Linked DNA regions of Homo sapiens: region 2 is linked to region 1. Evidence: chromatin loops called from intact Hi-C (ENCODE). Cell type or tissue: Calu3. All regions are shown on one strand. Links, peaks and the distances in the headings refer to the core of each region. The heading gives the core; the rest is flanking DNA.

Region 1 (9,273 bases), core at 1-8,000:
ATGTCCACTGTCACTGTCATGTCAGATATTTTTCTCATCATTCTGAAGAGAGTAGCAAATGTCATTCTTCACTACAGGCAGAAAATTCTTCCACGTTTATATGAATGAATGAATGAACGAATGCTACATTCACCATTTAATATTATATTGTGGTTTGTTAGCGACATTGTAGCAGTATCTTACACACCATCTTAATACTTAGGAAGCACTATTTGTAAGGCAATGTGCTGGGTGCTACAGAATTTTTAAAGAAGAGTTAGATCTGATGAATGGCTTCAAGGAATCTCTAATGCAGTAAGGGAAAAATGACATGTATGACACAAGCAACCATAAAACAGTCTGTGATGAATGCATTAAGATGGTATTTTAGATACTGTTACAATATTGCTAGCAATCCATCCCAATATTCAGTAACTTATAATAACAAGCATTTATTCTCATGCTCACAGATCTGCAGGTGGATCAACTGTGGGTCAGTTCATCTGGGCTGGGCTTAGCTGGGTGGCTCTGCTTTGGACTGAGGTTGGCTGGGCTTGGATCCTAACTCTGAGTTGTTTGTCCTGGGACTGAAGAGGCAGTGGCTACGCAGGGCATGTGCTTCTCATAGTGGATCACCAGAATGCAAGATCCAAGCCAAACTGTGACAACATATTTAAGGCTCTTATTACATCTGCTAATGTTTCATCGACCAAAGCAAGTCACTTGGCCAAGCCTAACATCATTGGTTTAGGGAATTGTACTTTGTCCACAGTGGAAGAGGGAAAGGAATAAATATTGGTTGAACGATAATTCAAATTATCACAAACGAATACAAAGTGCTTTAAGTGCTTTAGGAAAGAGATTAGCAAACGATGGCCTACAGGCAAATTCGACCCACCATTTGTTTTTGAAAATAATGTTTTATTGGAAACCAGCCACATCTGCTCATTTACATACTATCTATTTCTGCTTCTATATTCCAGCAGCAGAGTTGAGTAGCTGCAACAGTCACTATATGGCCAACAAAACCAAAAATATTCACTATCTGTCCCTTTACAGAAAAGTTTGCTGATCCTGCTTAAGGAAATACAAGAAGGAAACAGTCTGACAACACAGAAGTTCCATATCCATACCCGTGCACGTGCACCCTAAGGACAGCCTACCCCCTGCTACTCTCCAGACCCTCTTCTAACACATTTAGCAGGGGAAAGAGACACACAAACATTTATTTTCCTGCTGACATGAATTATGTCATCCTGTCTTAAAAGACAAAAATGTCTCTAGCTAGTTTGGGGTTTTAATAACATAAGTGTCCTCCACTATGTATCAGCCGGGATACCTGGGATGCAAACAACAGAAACTGACTCTGGCTGATGTAACCAGGAAAGGGATTAACTATAAGGTTGTTGGGTGGTCCACAGACTTGATAGGAAGGTTGGGGAACCAGACCTGGGATGCCATGAAGAAGCCAGGGAGGTTGGGCAAAAGGAACACACAGCTAGCATGCACTGTGCCTGTCCCCTAGTGCCACACTACTGCCACTGCCTCTACCCCACACTGCTGCTGTCACAAACCCAACCCCACCTTCACTTAACCACGTGCCTCTCTCTCGAGGTTCAAAGTCCCAGAAGGAAAGGTCCAAGGTCAAATGCTGTATGGGGTCAGAGAGAGCTGCTGTCCTCCCTTTAGTTGACAGAGGGATGGAGGAGCTCTGCCTTCCATTGTGACCTAAACACTAACCCCAACCAATTTTTCCAGAAGTTGTAAGAAGCTTCATTTTCTGAGTAGTTTTAAAAGGCAGTTATCCAGTCTGATGTGTATAATATTTGATTTAAGAACATTGAATCCAATGCTTTTACTTGCAAGTGAGGAAAACAGAGGCCCAAAGAGGTCTGGCTCACAGTTCTTTTACAAGTTCTCAGAGCAAGAACTTAAACTCATGGCTTATTGTTTCTTGTCCAGCTCTCTAGATGGTTCTGCCCCTTTCATCCTGAAAGAGAGAACAGAGCAATGTCACTCCCTGCCTGTCCTCCTCCCTTGCAGATAATATGCTTCCTTTGGGAGAATGAGAGGTTGAGGTTTGTAGGTGGATCTTTTGGCCTCAAATAACCACCAGACTTGAGAGGCAGCTCTGGCCCTGGAAACCTAGAGAGCTGGCTGAGTGGTCCAGAGGAGCTGGCTGGGGAGGCAGGTACTTAGCGGGCAGCACCCACCATAGGTAAGAACAAAGGACAATCATGGTTTTCTCCTGGCTCTTGGCTGCAAGCACATCTACCTGGAGCTGAAGCCTATCCTCAGTGGCTGCCATGTTCCCCACCCAACCCCACGCTGATCCCTGGCTTCCAGGGCATTGAGACTTCTCTGGTTCCCTGGTTCCTTCCCTTTCTCCCTCAGGTCGGCCAAGAGCTGACTATAGTTTGTAAAAGAAACTTTACTAGGGAACCAGAAGACAACAGCACCCACAGCACTAAGCCTTCAGCATAGAGAAGGGTAAATTTACACAGCTCCTAGCTGACTAGACTAGATTACCAGGCACCAAAAAATGTCTGTTCCCAGGCAGAGGCCAATTTGCTCCTGCTCCTCCTCTGAAAGCCTCTCTGCTTGGCAGGAGTAGCTCAAACAGGAAGCCCAGCTCCTTCCACAGTCCTGATCCAGCAGATGGGCATGCCCGGGAGACTTCTTCCACGTCCCCCTCCTGCCTACGAATCCACTGACTCTTTGGATGAAATGTGGTATAAGCAAGGCAGAAATGGGTTGGCTTATGTAACTGAAAAGTACTGAAGCAAGGATGCCTTCAGTTGTGCTTGGACAAGATATGAAAGCCATCGGGACTTGGTTTCACTCCATTTCTGGGCTCAGCCTCACTCTCAGGTCCCATACGGCAGGCACCTCCTGGTAGCATCAGGCTCTCCACCTTGTGGTGGTAAGACAGCCACAGCAGCTCCTCGTGTGATCTTAAGTTCAAAGCCAACAGGCAAGACCATGCATCAGTTCCTGTAGTCCCTGCTAAATACCTGACAGGACTTCTGATTGAGCCCGATTTCCTTACATGCCTGTCCCTCAACCAGTCACTGAGGACGAGAGGATGTGGCAATATGGCCAGGCTTGCTCCATCAGCCTTCCAGCCAGACTTCCTGGACTAAGAGTGAGGCGGGGAAGAGCAGCATCCAAGCGAGCACCCTTTCCCTTTCTATGCCTTGCACTAAAGAGCGGCTTTCAGAATGTAAACTGACCAAGTCACCACCCCCTCCTTTTCCTTGGACTCTTCAATAGCTTCCCATTGCTTTTATGATACAAATACAAGTCTTTCACGGGGCCTACAAACCCCTGCTTGGTCTGACTTCTGTCTGCCTCTCCTACTTCTACTTCTTTCAGCTCCTACACTCCTTTTATCACCTTCTTTCAGCTCCTTGTACTGCGGGGCCCTCCCCACCACTGAGCCTTTGCATAAGCTGTTCCCTCTGCCTAGAACACCCTTCCCTCCCCTCATTGCCTAATTAATTTCTGCTTAGCCTTCAGGCTTTACTCAAGTGTTGCTTCTTCACAAAGCCTTGTTTCAACCTCCCTGATGAGGCTAAATTTCCCTATTAGAGAACCTGTTGATCCTCAAAGCAGTTGTCACAGTTGCACTTTCATGTTTGTATATGATTCTGAGATGTGCTTCTCTCTCTCCCTCTAGACTATCCCTCATTAGGGCAGAGATCAGGCCTGGTTTTGCTTCATTGTTGTTTGTCAACCTCAAATAATCAAAAGGGTCAGAATCTAGTTTGTTTGTTGATTTTTTTATTTTTAGAGACAGGATCTCACTCTGTCACCCAGGCTGGAGTGCAGTGGCACAATCATAATTCACTGCAGCCTCAAATTCCTGGGATCCTCCCACCATGTCAGCCTCCCAAGTAGCTAAGACTACAGGTGTATACCTCCATGCCTGGGCAATGTTTTTTTGGTTTTTTGGTTTTGTTTTTTTTTTTCCTTTTTTGTAGAGACAGAGGTCTCATTATGTTGTCCAGGTTGGTCTCAAATTCCTGGCCTCAAGTGATCCTCCCACCTCAGCCTCCTAAAGTGCCAGGATTGCGGGCATGAGCCACCATGCCTGGCCAGAAACTAGTTTGAAGAGAGTTGAATTCAAGTGCAAAAGTTGAAGATGGCCACTTGGGAAGCACAGATTCCAAAGAATGGAAGTCAGTGTTCTGAAGTGTAGAAGTTTGGGATTGTTTACATAGACAAGGTTTAGGGAAGCTTAGCAGAATTTCAACATTTTTCTACAAGAGGCCGAATGCAGAGTTACAATGATCTGATTAGTCGAGGTGGTCTTTTCCTTTCAGGAAAGGTACATTTAACATTCCACACTGAAGATGTAACAGTCATGGACTCTTTTGTACCATCTGGTCTGAGTTACGTACAAGACAAAAATGGAAGGGCTTAATCTACAACAAAGATCAGTGATTGGAAGGGAAGGAATTCTGGTCTCTGGTCTCTTCTAATCATTTACAGAACAAGAACAATGCAGAAGAGAGTTAATCTATAATCTAAGAAGCGTAAGTTGCAAACATGCTACATGACTCAGTTTCCAGGGTTTAACTTCCCCCTTGGCAAAATACATTTAAACGGTCCTGAAAATTTCTTTTCTTTTGCAATTACAGCACCTTCATTGTCTAAGTGTATTGACAATTCATGGAGATCAGTCAAACCTTTATACTAGGATCTCAAAAATGTGGCTAACACAGCCAGAATGTCAATATCATGTCTAAGTTTAGCTGCTAATTGACCTATCAAATGGCCTTGTTGCCATGACTAACTAAACAATATACATGAATGGTTAAGATTAAATTGCTTGGAAAAGAGGGAGGGAACTGGAAGGTGAAAAGGAGACATTTAATCATTATCTAAAGCAAAAGGAATTTGGACTCCTGCACCTGGAACCTGGACTCAAAAGAGATTTCTAAAGGAAGTGATTTTCAAATCCAGGACCCTTTAGTAGAGAAGAATCTGCCAGGCTTCAGAGAGATAATGAGGACATCATTTTCTGATTTTAAATGCTACAACAGATGTTTTTTTAAAAAAAAAAAAGATTAATTAAACTACTACAGTGTTTTGTAGCTTGAAGATCTTGCGGTGTGATTTCAGATAGTGTCTCAGGCTGGAAATGTCCTAGATTGAGGCTGCATTCTGAATTCCCATTTCTTGCAGATTCAATCCACCCACCTTGAGTTTCTCCAGCTTCACCCACAACTGGCTGCTGCTAACCCCACCATGAATCAGACTTCTCCCTGTGTTTAATTTGCAGAAATTTCATTTTCTAAATGCCTTAGTGATGACCCTGGTGAACACTCGCATTCTGTTTTAAGATAGAACAGGGCAGGAAATTGGAGGCTTATGACTTTGGAGCCAGACAGACATGGAGTCAACTCCCTACCCTGCCATTTATAGCTAAATAACCTAAAGCCTCCTAACCTCTTTAAGCCCAGGGATGGACATAGTCTATATAGCAGACAGAACACAGACTCTGCGCTACAGTGCCTGGGTCCAAATCCTAACTTCACTTAAGCCCAGGGGATAGAGAGTCTATACAGCAAACAGAACGCAGACTCCAGCTGTGGTGCCTGGGTCCAAATCCTAACTTCACCACCACTTACAAGCAAGTTACTTAATCACTGTGTATCTGTTTCTATCTTTTCTTTTTTCTTTTCTTTACTCCTTTCTTTCTTTTTTTTCTTTCTTTCCTTTCTTTTTTCTTCCTTCCCTCCTTCCTTCCTTTCTCTCTCCTTCTTTCTCTTTCCCTTGCTCTCCTTCCTCCCTTTCTTCTTTCCTTCCTTCTTTCCTCTCTCTCTTTCTACTTCCTTTCTCCTTCCTTCCCTTTCTTTCTTCCTTTCTTCCTTTCTTCCTTTCTTTTCTTTCCCTCACAGGGTCTTCCTATGTTGCCCAGGCTGCAGTGTGTTCAGCTCACTGCAGCCTCAACCTCCTGGGCTCAAGCCATCCTCCCACCTCAGTCTCCTGAGGAGCTGGGACTACAGGCATGCACCACCACACCTAGCTAATTTTTGTGTTTTTTGTATAGATGGAGGTCTCACTATATTGCCCAGGCTGGTCTCAAACTCCTGGGCTCAAGCGATCCTCCCACCTCGACCTTCCCAAATGCTGGGATTATAGATGAAAGCCACTGCTCCCAGCCTCTCAGTTTCTTTATTTGTAAAAAAGAAAAAGAATAATGTGTTCATCCCTCAGTATTTGCAAGGAATTGGTTGCAGGAACCACCCCCAACCATTCCCCATGTACCTAAATCCACACACACTCAAGTCCCACAGTCTGCCCTGCAGAATCTGCTTATATGAGTTTTGCATCCCTTGAATACTGTATTTTCCACTGGGGCTGGGTCAAAAAAAATCCACATATCAGTGGACCTGAGCAGTTCAAGCCTCTGTTGTTCAGGATCATAAAAGGGTTCATATGAGAATTAAATGGGTTAATATAAGCAAATCACTTCAGTGTCAAGCACGTTAGGCACCAGGTGACAGTTTTAGTATAGTAGTAGTCATGTTATTGTCATTATCATCTAAGTTTTGTATGGGAATTAAATGAGATCATAAAGCACATCACAAACAGTAAGGATTAAATCAATGGTAGTAATTACATACTCACAACTTCAGAAAATATGAAAGCAGAGGATGCTTATTCTTATTTATTTAACAATAAATATTTTTAGTGAGTCATTATAAAATGCTGGATTCTGTGCCAGCTGCCAACCATAGGGAAGTGCAGACAGGAGCCCAATCCTCAACAGACCCTCAGGCTGGCCGGGAAACAAATGTGCCCTAAGATGTGTCAGGCTCTGTGATCCAGGTTTATGTCAGCTTCAACGGAGGCCCATGGGACGGGTAGGTGGCCAGGCCGTGAAGATCATGGAGGGCTCCCTAAAGGAAGTGACGCTTGAGCTGAATCTTTAAATATGAGTAGTGCTAGTCAGATGAAGACAACAAGGAAGGCATTCAGGAGAGGAAGCAACCACACCCCACACTGATGCCAAGTGCTCTTTCTGTCTTAACATGTCTGATCACATCATTCTACTTTATGTCCAATCTCGGCTTCCCAAGAAGATAAAGGCGAGGCTTTCCAGCAGACATTCAAAGCCTTGTCCCAACCCAACCCTAACCTCTGGCCTTGTCCCCACCTGACCCATCTCCAGCCACTCCTTGTCATGAGCACTGTGTTCTAAGCTCACCACATGGACTCCCACCACCATACCTTTGCTCATGCAGGTGCTCCTGCCAGGCATGTTTTCATCCCCTCCTCCACCCAGCACGTTCATACTCCACCTTCAAGGCCCATCAAGTGCTGCCTTTTAAACAAGGCTTCTATATGCCTGAGAAGAATTAATTCCTATTCCCTCCATACCTTAGGCACATTCCTTACCACATTGTATCATTATATCTTGTTTAGATCCCTCTGTATCCCACCAACTAAAATATAAACTCCACAAGATCAGGGTTTTATTTGACTTTGCATTCCCAGAGCTCAGTCAAACACGTGGTAAGCATGGGTAACCTCCCATCGACTTCAGCTATTATTTCTCTGATGGATGCTGAGCAAATGTTCATTGAGTCAGGAAGTCAGTACAAGTAGAACTTGTTTGAGGAAGGAGTCAATAAACCAGATCAGAGATTGTTCAAAGCAATTTTGTGCAGCATTTCCTGACTTTCTCTCTCCTTAGTTTCCTGAATACAGGCTTTTGAAATGTACAGCCAATAAGAAAAAAGTAATTGGAACAAATTACTTTGTTCCAATTGGAGTCCCACATCCCCTTGAAACACATAGTTCTGGTATATGGGCTTCTCTTGCCATCCAGTGAGCACTCATTGGCTATTAGAGATTGTGACCTAGATTTCCCTGCACAATAAATCAGAAGCAATTTCTACCTATTGGCATGGAATGAAATTCTTATTCTCCATAGCTTGCCAGGGACATACATGAGATCAATTTGGGCTCTGCTACTAGAAGTGGGGACTTGGCCCTCAGCTCCCCACAGTGAATGGTGCTAAGAGCTTCTTCAGTGTCACTAGGAATGAACCACACCTTCTAGGAGAAGGCCTATGACAGCAAAAGTAGGATAAGGCCAAGCAATAGCTCTATATTACAAAGCCCCAGGGACACCATTCAGATTTTATTTTACATATGTGCCACCCCGGGAGTACGTGGAGTACAATGAAAATGTACCCCTTGGACTTATGAAACACAGAAACACTGGTCTGGTGAAACTGGTTCAGTAGTTCTCAGCTTTTACTAAGCATCAGAATTAGATGAGTTTCTTAATAAAAGTGCATTCCTAGGCCTCAGCCTCAGAGAGTCACATTTAGTAACTTTGATATGAGCCTACAAATCTGAATCTTAAATTAGGACACCCACAGGTGATACAGATGCAAGTCTCCTTGGGATCATTTGCTGATCAACATTGACCTAGCAAGTACATTGTTATAGGAACACTATGATATCGGGGGAACCAGCCCCCGATAATTCAACATAGGTTCTTTTCTATTTTCCCTAAGTGTCGGCCAGTCTGAGAAGTAAAGGGAAAGAGTATAAAAGAGAGAAATTTTAAAGCTGGGTGTCCAGGGGAGACATCACATGTCAGCAGGTTCTGTGATGCCCCCCAAGCCACAAAACCAGCAAGTTTTTATTAGTGATTTTCAAAGGGGAGGGAGTGTACAAATAGGGAATGGGTCACAGAGATCTCATGCTTCACAAGGCAATAAAATGTCACAAGGCAAATGGGGGCAGAGAGATCACAGGACTGGGGCGAAATTAAAATTGCTAATGAAGTTTCGGGCATGCATTGTCATTGATAACATCTTATCAGGAGACAGGGTTTGAGAGCAGACAACCAGTCTGACTAAAATTTACTAGGCAGGAATTTCCTCGTCCTAATAGGCCTGGGAGCGCTATGAGAGACCGGGGCTTATTTCATCCCTTATCTTCAACCGTATAAGACAGACATTCCTAGAGCAGCCATTTTAGAGACCGCCCACTAGGAACACATTCTTTTTCTCAGGGCTGTTCCTTGCTGAGAAAAAGAATTCAGTGATATTTCTCCTATTCGCTTTTGTAAGAAGAAAAATATGGCTCTGTTCTGCCTGGCTCTCAGGCAGTCATACCCAATGGTTATCTCCCTTGTTCCCTGAACATCACTGTTATCCTGTTCTTTTTTCAAGGTGCCCAGATTTCATATTGTTTAAACACACATGCTTTATGAACAATTTGTGCAGTTAAGGCAATCATCACAGGGTCCTGAGGTGACATACA
Region 2 (9,430 bases), core at 916-8,915, 100 kb after region 1:
TTCCTATCTGAATGAAGGACATTGTGCTTGTGGCTTTGTCCACTTGCTGACTTCCTGACTATGTGGCTAGAAGTCACATTTCTGGTTAGTTTTGAAAGGGGTTGAATACCAGTAGGATGTCAGAGCCAGGCACTTTTGTTGTATTTGTCTGACTTTCTTCTGAGGAAAAAGAGCCACGTTTCCTGGTCTATTAATGCCTATTCCTTAGGGCAGAGCAGGAAGTCAGGGAACAGGTTGGCCAGTTGTCTGCGAAGAGGGTCAAAAAAAGGTAGGACTTGGCTCTACTGTATTCTGCCAAATAGGACTGGGAAAAATAAAATAAGCTCCTGCAGAGCTCAGGACTTAGCCTTAAAGGAACAACAACCCCAGGAGAAATAGCCAGTGGAGGCCAAGGCCAAGGAGGTAGGCCAGTGTCCTCCCATCATCTGTGCCATGTCAGACCCAGTGGCTCTGCTCCTTAGGAATAAACCCTGAATCTTAAGCTTTAACTGAGCTTTAGAAATGTAAGGCAAGTTTTCTAGGCTGCCCACATCAGTGGTAGGAGGATAGTGGTAGAAAACCGCTGTGTAGCCAGAGATTAGAGGAATAAACAAGAGGAGAGGAAAATGAGCAGTACGGGCTGGTGAAAATGGCACAAAACAGGCCTCCCAGGGCATCGCAGCTCTTGAAGAGCAGTGTTTCCTCTGGTTTTCTGGGATACTTGGGTTTAGCTGTGCTTCTGTTACCATCCATCATTGCCAGCGAGTGTTCTAAGCCTGGTGGAATCTGACCTTGTCATATGCTGCTTCAGTCCCCACTGTGCTTCCAGTATGTGTGAGCCTGGGCCCCGGGGGCCTGCACACCTTCCCACTGCCTCATTCCCAGCCTGATATCACCTCCAAGCGCACAGCTCTTGCCCCAGCCACGCTCCACTTCAGAGCTGTTCAGACAGGCAGTGCATTTCTTCCACGTGTTGGCGCCTCCTGGAAAGCTCGTCCCCATGGCTGACTCCTAGTTTGTCTTCAGAACATCTGTTCCCTGGAGACTGTCTGTCAGAGCCTCCCAACACAGCCAGTATTTTTCTTTTGCAGTTCTCATCACACTTGTAACTATTTTTTTGATGCGTGCTTCCCTGAAAAGCCCCATGAGGACAGGGACTGTGCCCTTGTTGAATGTCTGGCACATTATAATTGCTCACTACATTTCTTTATGGACTGACTGACCAGAAGGAGCAGTCATTTGTAAAGGGTTAAAAAATAAAATAGCAAGCTTTAACCTTTTGATTTGTTTTGGTATTGTTTTCCAAATGTCTGAACAAAACATTTTATTATTTGACAGGCACACACATATGCTTTCTTCTTCTTTTTTCTTTTAGCTCCATATGGTGGAAAGGGATTTTTTTTTCTTTTATAATTTTTTTTTAGAGACAAGGTCTCACTCTGTCACCCAGGCTAGAATGCAGTGGCACAATGATGGCTTACTGCAGCCTCAACCTCCTGGGCTTAAGGGGTCCTCCCATCTTAGCCTCCTGAATAGCTGGGACTACAGGTGCATGCCATCCTGCCTGGATAATTAAAAATGTTTTTATTTTGCAGAGATGGAGTTTTGCTGTGTTGCCTAGTCTGGTCTCAAACTCCTGGTCTCAAGTGATCTTCCTGCCTCAATCTCCCAAAGTACTAGGATTATAGGTGTGCACCACTGGACCCAGCCAATATTACTTTTTAAGGGATTCTCAGAGATGGCATTTTTCAGTGACTATGTATACATTGGACTAATCTTACTTGCTTTTTCTCTTCTCTCCACAGAATGAGATGTGCCTGGCCACACAACAGCTTTCTAAGCAACTGCTGGCATATGAAAAACAGGTAACTTGGTATTTATGTGGCCTGTGATGCTGCTGTGTTCAGGACTTTCTTAAGTGGAATTATCCAGAGGCATCCTTAGAGACCTAAATTATTTGTTTCATTTTCTTCATAGTTTTTTTGTCCTGTCTTTTCCCTTCCACTGATGTATTGAAATCAGTGATTATCCCAAAGTCTTTATGAGGTATTCTAATTAGCCTCTAGAAGTAATTAACTGCCATTGAGGGTTCCAAGTCTCCAAGGAACTACAAGTGAATCAACATTAGCAATTCCAGGAAATAAACACTCAAATAAAGTCAAAAAATATGTTTGACAGAAAGGAATGGCCAGGGAGGGTCAGATGAGTGCACCCTGGGGGCAGGACAAAGGGGATAGCTGTGACTCCCTCTTCAGGTAGACACTTCTGATAGGACGTGCTCTTGGAGAAGAAAGGACGTCGGTGTGGAGGGTCGTGTTCTGCAGGTGATGCTTCGTGCTGAATTCCCCAGTATTCACTTAACACCTGCTTCTTTTATTCTTTGGTCTTAGAACTTTGCTCTTGGCAAAGGTGATGAAGAAGTAATTTCAACACTCCACTATTTTTCCAAAGTGGTGGATGAGGTAAGATAGCAACATAGAAAATTTGTATTTGATTCTTTCTCGAACTTTCTTTTGTTGTTATTTTGGCCCACTTTCCATTTTTAAATTTCTACTTAAATATCTGAGAAGGTATCTCAACTTCTTGATCTTACAAAGCTCCTTTCCTAGGAGAGGTTATACACTAACTATTAATGTTTGTTTCTGGTTTGAGGGGAATGGCTTCGATATATATGAAGAATAGACCAAAAGAAAGATTTCTGAGAATTCGGTTTCTAAAGGAGAGTATATTAGTTTCTCAGATTGCCATAGTAAATTACCATGAATATGTAGCTTCAAACAACAGAACTTTATTCCCTCCCAGTGTGCTGTAGGCCAGAAGGCTGAAGTCAAGGTGCTGGCAGGGCCACACTGCTTCCGTTGGCTCCGGGGAGAATCCTCGTGCATCTTTTGGTGGCTCCAGGTGTTCCTTGGCTGTGGCAGCATCACTCCAGTCTGGCTTTACATCCCCTCTACCCCCCATGTTTTTCCTCTTCTGTGTCTTCTCTTTTTATACAGGCACTTGGCATTGGATTTAGTGACAATCCAGGATGATCTCATTTCAGGATCCTTCATTACATCTGCAAAGACTCTTTTTTTCAAATATTCACATGTTCTGGGTGGTCATATCTTTTAGGGGAGGGTCACAGTTCAACCCACTACAAAGGGTTTATTTTTATATTTTTTTCTCATTTTTTAATTTTGTAGGGATGGCCTCTTGCTTTGTTGCCCAGGCTGGCCTCAAACTGTGGCCTCAAAGGATCCTCCTGTCTAAGCCTCCCAAAGTGCTGGGGTTACAGACATGGGCCACCATGCCTAGCTTACTACAAAGGGTTTAATACAACTGTTCTTATAGCTATATTTTACAGTACATTTGGAATATTTGTAAAAAACGAAACCAGGTATTATAGGAAAAGTGCATAAATTCTAATTGTAAAAAACATAAGAGCTCAGATGCTACTAGTGCTGGACAGAACTCTGCAAAATTAGGTAGATATAAATAGTTCCATCTTTTTTTGTTGTTTATAAGACGGAGTCTCGCTCTGTTTCCCAGGCTGGAGTGCAGTGGCGCAATCTCGGCTCACTGCAAGCTCCACCTCCCGGGTTCACACCATTCTCCTGGCTCAGCCTCCCGAGTAGCTGGGACTACGCCCGGCTAATTTTTTGTATTTTTAGTAGGGTTTCACCCTACTAAAAATCTTGGCCAGGATGGTCTCGGTCTTCTGACCTTGTGATCCGCCCACCTCGGCATCCCAAAGTGCTGAGATTACAGGCATGAGCCACCGCGCCTGGCCAAATAGTTCCATCTTTTAAGGAGTTTGAATACTCAAAAAATCATGATAAAGAATAAACATAAAGGAGTGTGCAGATGCCATTTAACTGACCAGTTATTGATCTGCAGTAGATACTGTCTTCAGTTTACAAAATGAGAAACTAACATTCATATAAAACTGTACTGATTGCATTTTCGTTTATTCAACAAACCAGTTCAACAAGCCATTATTTATTCAACAAACATTTATTGATGACCTCCTATTTAGCAGACGCTGTTCTAGGCACGGGGGATGTAAAAGTGAACACGTCATATGATTTTTATTGGGCTTTGTCCTCTACCCTACTAAACAGTAGGAAAAAGACAAACTCATTCTCTTTCTATACTTTCAGCACTCAGCACACTTTGGTCACCAAAATGTGTGGGTTTTCCCCACATCAAGCAATTCTGTGACACTAACTGGCTGTCCTACAATTTAACTCAATTCTGACATATCTACCTGGAGATAGCCTCAGATCCCACAAGTTAAGGGCATGATCCCGCCAGACTACCCCCTCCCCCACACTTCAGATGCCAATTGCAAGTCTAGGCCTCTGGTACTTCTGACAAACGAGCTATAAACTAGGGGTTCCTGCAACATCCCCCTGGGATTTGATTATTTTCTAGAATGGCCCACAAATCAGGGAAACACTTAAATTTACCTTTATTATAAAGGATATTACAGAGGACACAGATGAACAGCCAGATTAAGTGATACATAGGGCAAGGTACAGGGGAGGCGGCGTGGAACTTCCGTGCCCTCTCTGGGGACGTCACCCCTCTGGGCTCTGCCAGGTGTTTTAATGACCTGGAAGCTCTCCAAACCCTGCAGTTCAGGTATTTTTATTGGCAGCTTCATCACATAGATGTGATCAACCTCCAGCTCTCTCCCGTTCCTGGAAGATGGGGGCGGGGCTAAAAGCTCCAAGCTCATAATCGTGGTTTGGTGTTTCTGGTGACCAGCCCCTATCCTGGAGGCCACCAGGAGTTGCCTCATCAGAACAAAAGACACTCCCATCATCCAGGAAATTCCAAAGGATTAGGATCTCTGTGTCAGAAACTGGGGTCAAAGACCAAGTATTATAACAAAATATGCTCCTAGCACTTCTATTGATGAGGAAATTACAAGGGTTTTCAGAGCTCTATGCCAAGAACTGGGGGCAAAGACCAAATACATATTTTTTATTATATCATGATATCACATGCACTGCGTGGCTCTCTCTCAGATGTGTTGAAATGGATAAAAGATACATAGAAGATGTGATTATAGAGGAGCAAAAGTGATTTTTGGAAGGTTGGGGAAGAGTTTTCCTTAATGAACAGTAGAAAGATAACCCAGGGCGAGAAGCAATAGACTACACTCCTGAGTCACATGTTTGCTTGAGAAGAGAGTTGCTAAGGAAACGCGGTTAGTTGTCGAAACCCCAGAAGCAAGATTTCCAGTTTAAAATATTTACTTACAACCACGTTGTCATGGGCAGGAATGATGATTGTTTTAGTAGGGAGTGAATAGTTCCCAAAGGATGGAAGTATGGTTTTTATTTTTTTATTTTTTGAGACAGAGTTTTGCTCTTATTGCCCAGGCTGGAGTGCAATGGCACGATCTTGGCTCACCGCAACCTCTGCCTCCCGGGTTTAAGCAACTCTCCTGCCTCAGCCTTTCCAAGCAGCTGGGATTACAGGCATGCACCACCACGCCCGGCCAATTTTGTATTTTTAGTAGAGACGGGGTTTCTCCATGTTGGTCAGGCTGGTCTTGAACTCCTGACGTCAGTGATCTGCCCGCCTCAGCCTCCCAAAGTGCTGAGATTACAGGTGTGAGCCACCACGCCCAGCCAGAAGTGTGGTTGTTACAGGTAGTATCATGGCACCCTGGAAGAGTTAGCTCTGCAAGGAGTTTTCAAACAAACCTTTTGATGTAAAGACCCAGAAAGTGATAGCAGTTAGCCCAGGTGGGGCCTAAATCTGGGAAGAGGGGAGTAGCTGTTCTCTCTACCTGGGCCTAAACCAGGTTGAAAAAATTTTAAGGCAAGTTATTTGACTCAGAAATTACAGGAAAGTTCAACAAAAAGTAGAAATTTATGTGGCTTACACCTGATAGAATGCGTTGGAATGAGATCTTCCATGTTATAAGTCACACAGAGATTTCCACGCATGGTGATTTCCCTAAAAGCAGAGTTTCTGGACCACTTCTTTTGAGTGCACCTGAGACAGGATGTCATTGTCATTAGAGTCCACTGATTGAAGACCGAGCATATATGCCAGGCACTCTGCTCTGAGTGTGTCCTGTTCATGTCACTGTCTTGTCCTCACATGCCTTAGCCATGCAAGGAAGATGCTGTTGTCCCCATTTTCTATATGGTGATGCTAAAGTTGTGAGAGGTGATGCATTCCCCTTCCATTCTCCTGAGTGAAGGTGCTCTGGTTAGCAGTGATTATCCTGTACAACTCACAGCTCAAAAGCCCCATGTTAAAAGCTGATGACATAACCCCCTTAATTCTTGGGGAGAAAATGAGTAGCTGGGAAATGTACCATTTCTGTAGTGCATAACCATTGGAAAGACACTTAATCTTTCTGAGTTTTGGTTTCTCCATCTTATATGGCATCAGCAAGGCCCACTTAATTGGGCTATTATATTGATTGAATTAAATAATGTCTCTCAAAGCGTCAAGCACAGAGCCTGTTAACTGTTAATGAAAAACAGTACCTTTCTTATAGAAGTTATTCTGGAAAAGTAGTCATCACATTCTGTTCTGAAGGCATTTACTGGCATGGCTGTCTTCCTGTGTTACCCTCAAATACAGCTGCCATGCTTTGACTTGGTTGAGCGATAGGGAAAGTGTTAGCAGTTTGCCCCGGTGCTTCCTTGCCTGGCAAATGGTTGACCTTAGGCAAGTCTTTAAGCTTGTAAGAGTGGCCTCTGAAGCCACAGCCTCGAAGGACCAGATCTGTTGGGAGATGCGTGTGCAGAAGGTTGATGAATATGCGTGACTGCCAGCACTGCTAAAAGAAACTTTGCCACATGTTGAATCCAAAAGTGATTGCTGGGTGATTTCCCCTTAGTCACCCAGCAGGAATCCCAAAATATCTGGAAGTCTGTGGTCTAGTGGGAAGATCCCTTCCACTGTATTCATTGCCAACGTCTAGATTCCCAAACGTGAGCATAAAGGACAAATTCTGTATCCCAGGCTATGTAGTGGAAAGTAAACGAATCTTAGATCTCACCAGCCCCAGATTAAAAGCCCAGCTATGCTGTTTATTTGCCCTCTGGATTTGGAGAGCTATTTGCATGTCTGTAAAGTGGTGATGATAAATAATACCTAACTCACAGAATGGGTGAGAACTACTTAGTATTGAGCGTATAAAGCTGGCATGCAAAAAGTACTCAAAAATGCACTGATAGGGATAATTTTTATTTCTCCTAGATAATTTACAAAGATAGAATTTACTCAGTCCTTGAGGTAGAAGGGGAGAAAGAGTCAAGGGCTGTTAAAATCATCTGGTGAGGAGCATCACATCCAAATGCAGTTATCTTATTCTCAGGTCCTTTTCTAGACTAAAGGTCTGAAATCTGGCAGAGTTGTTTTGGTAGGAAGTATTCTTTTTTTTTTTTTTTTTTTTTGAGATGGAGTCTCGCTCTGTCACCCAGGCTGAACTGCAGTGGTGCGATCTCGGCTCACTGCAAGCTCCACCTCCCGGGTTCACACCATTCTCCTGCCTCAGCCTCCCACATAGCTGGGACTACAGGTGCCCGCCACCATGCTGGCTAATTTTTTGTATTTTTAGTAGAGACAGGATTTCACTGTGCTAGCAAGGATGGTCTCGATCTCCTGACCTCATGATCCGCCTGCCTCAGCCTCCCAAAGTGCTGGGATTACAGGCGTGAGCTACCACGCCTAGCCGTTAGGGAGTATTCTTTCTCCAGAGTCACTTCCAGGCCCATAGCTGGCCGTGGTTTTCAGGCGAGTAGGTTTCCAGCAGGCCCATCTTTCAGGCGTGGCTTCAGCCTCCCTGGAGAGTGAGAGAGTCGAGCAGCCTGGCGAGGTCCTGAGCCATGACAGCACTGACAGCTGGCTGTGTTCTCTGCAGGCACATCCAGGCATTAGGATTCTCCAGTGGGGTGGGGCCCAGAGTGGGAACACAGAAGAAGCAGAGTCTGCCCAGTGAACAGGGTAACTGTGGGCCCAGACACTCTGTTAGCAAGCTTCATTGGTGCCCTGGTCAGTTAGAACCTTGCATTTCATTTTTCATGCTTCTAGGCCAATATCATTTACTGCTTTATGAAGGGTACTTACTTGCTGAGGAAGTCTGCCTGAGCTCTGTGACCACACGGAAGTGTTCAGTGTGATTCCTTGGTGAAATGAGACTATGTCAATAATAATAATGTATTTAATTTACTTGAATACCATTCTCTTTCTTTCAGCTTAATCTTCTCCATACAGAGCTGGCTAAACAGTTGGCAGACACAATGGTTCTACCTATCATACAATTCCGAGAAAAGGATCTCACAGGTAAAGTAACTGAGTTCAATGCCAGTTACCTTCAAAATATTGTGTAATGCATTTCATAATAATTCTTACTGCATTTCTTTCAATGTGTGGATCGCTGAGAAATGCCTTTCTTTTTGAGCAGTTCAATTCAGTGAACTTTTACTGACTTCCCACTGTGTTCCCGGCTCACCTAAAGGAGATCACAGGCCAGTGAGAAGACAGGTGTGGAAACAGATCGTTGTAATGTCATTTGCTGAGGGTAGCAGGACAGAGACGCACAGGAGTAGAAACAGCACACAGAAAGGCGTGCTAGGGACGGCTTCCTGAAGAAGGTGATCTCTGAGCTGGGTTTTGAAAAATGACATTAAGGCTGTGTTCCAGATTAGGGGACATTTGTAAAGTCATGCTGTTCTTGGGGGAACCGTGAATGCTTTGGAATGGAAAGCGGGGTTTGGAGAAAGGGGAAGACGGGATAGGAACCATGCATTCTCTGTGCTAGACTCTGGGGATGCAGCTGTGAACGATGGATGGGGACTGCTCTTATGGAACTACCAGTTAGTGAGTAAGGGAATCTGTGAGTCAGTCAGAAAACTTAGTTGTCCTTTTGGACTAATTTTGGTTCTTCAACTAAAATAAAGCGTTAGGACAATTTTATATTTCTTAGAAATCAAAGTAGTCACAAAATGCACATAAAAAAGCGTGAATAATCTTGAAAAAACTTCGCTGATGTTAGAAAAGGGACTCCACATTTTCTAGTCCTATTGTCTCTTCATTGGAAGTATTTATTACTTAGAGTTTAAGAATTACATTTTCTAGAACACTGATATAAACAAGTTGCTGGCCCCAAAAAAGCCTAAACCTGAATGCTAAAAGATCTGGTCAGTATATTACTTACTCTTTAAAAATATATCACTTTAAGCTTTTTTTGCGGCGGGGGTTGGGGCGGAGAAGGTTGCAGTAAATCTAAAGACAAGTCTTAAAGGTAAAGATTGGCCGGGCACAGTGGCTCACGCCTGTAATCCCAGCACTTTGGGAGGCTGAGGCGGGCGGATCACTAGGTCAGGAGATCGAGACCATCCTGGCTAACACGGCGAAACCTCGTCTCTACTAAAACTATAAAAAATTAGCCGGGCATGGTGGCGCATGCCTGTAGTCCCAGCTACTCGGGAGG

Evidence for each region. A loop is a pair of places that touch in the nucleus more often than their neighbours do. Peaks named below come from ENCODE experiments on the same cell type or tissue, not always from the same donor. Only the 100,000 strongest peaks of a DNase experiment are listed, where the experiment ranks them.
Region 2: it touches region 1 in a loop (7-fold over the local background); 2 of 110 quality-filtered maps call a loop at or near these places.

Annotation. Positions count from the first base shown.
Region 1 is chr12:105,313,635-105,322,907 of GRCh38, reverse strand. All of the region lies in intron 1 of C12orf75-AS1 (C12orf75 antisense RNA 1), which reads left to right. Among named protein-coding and RNA genes, the nearest start is that of C12orf75-AS1, 8.7 kb to the left of the region's middle. In Calu3, for the core only: no CTCF peak of the experiment used is centred there; a DNase peak (open chromatin) is centred at 4,687.
Region 2 is chr12:105,210,080-105,219,509 of GRCh38, reverse strand. APPL2 (adaptor protein, phosphotyrosine interacting with PH domain and leucine zipper 2) reads left to right here. Exons shown (of 21, transcript NM_018171.5): 3 at 1,785-1,844; 4 at 2,370-2,441; 5 at 8,193-8,280. Among named protein-coding and RNA genes, the nearest start is that of APPL2, 21 kb to the left of the region's middle. In Calu3, for the core only: no CTCF peak of the experiment used is centred there; DNase peaks (open chromatin) are centred at 4,639 and 5,149.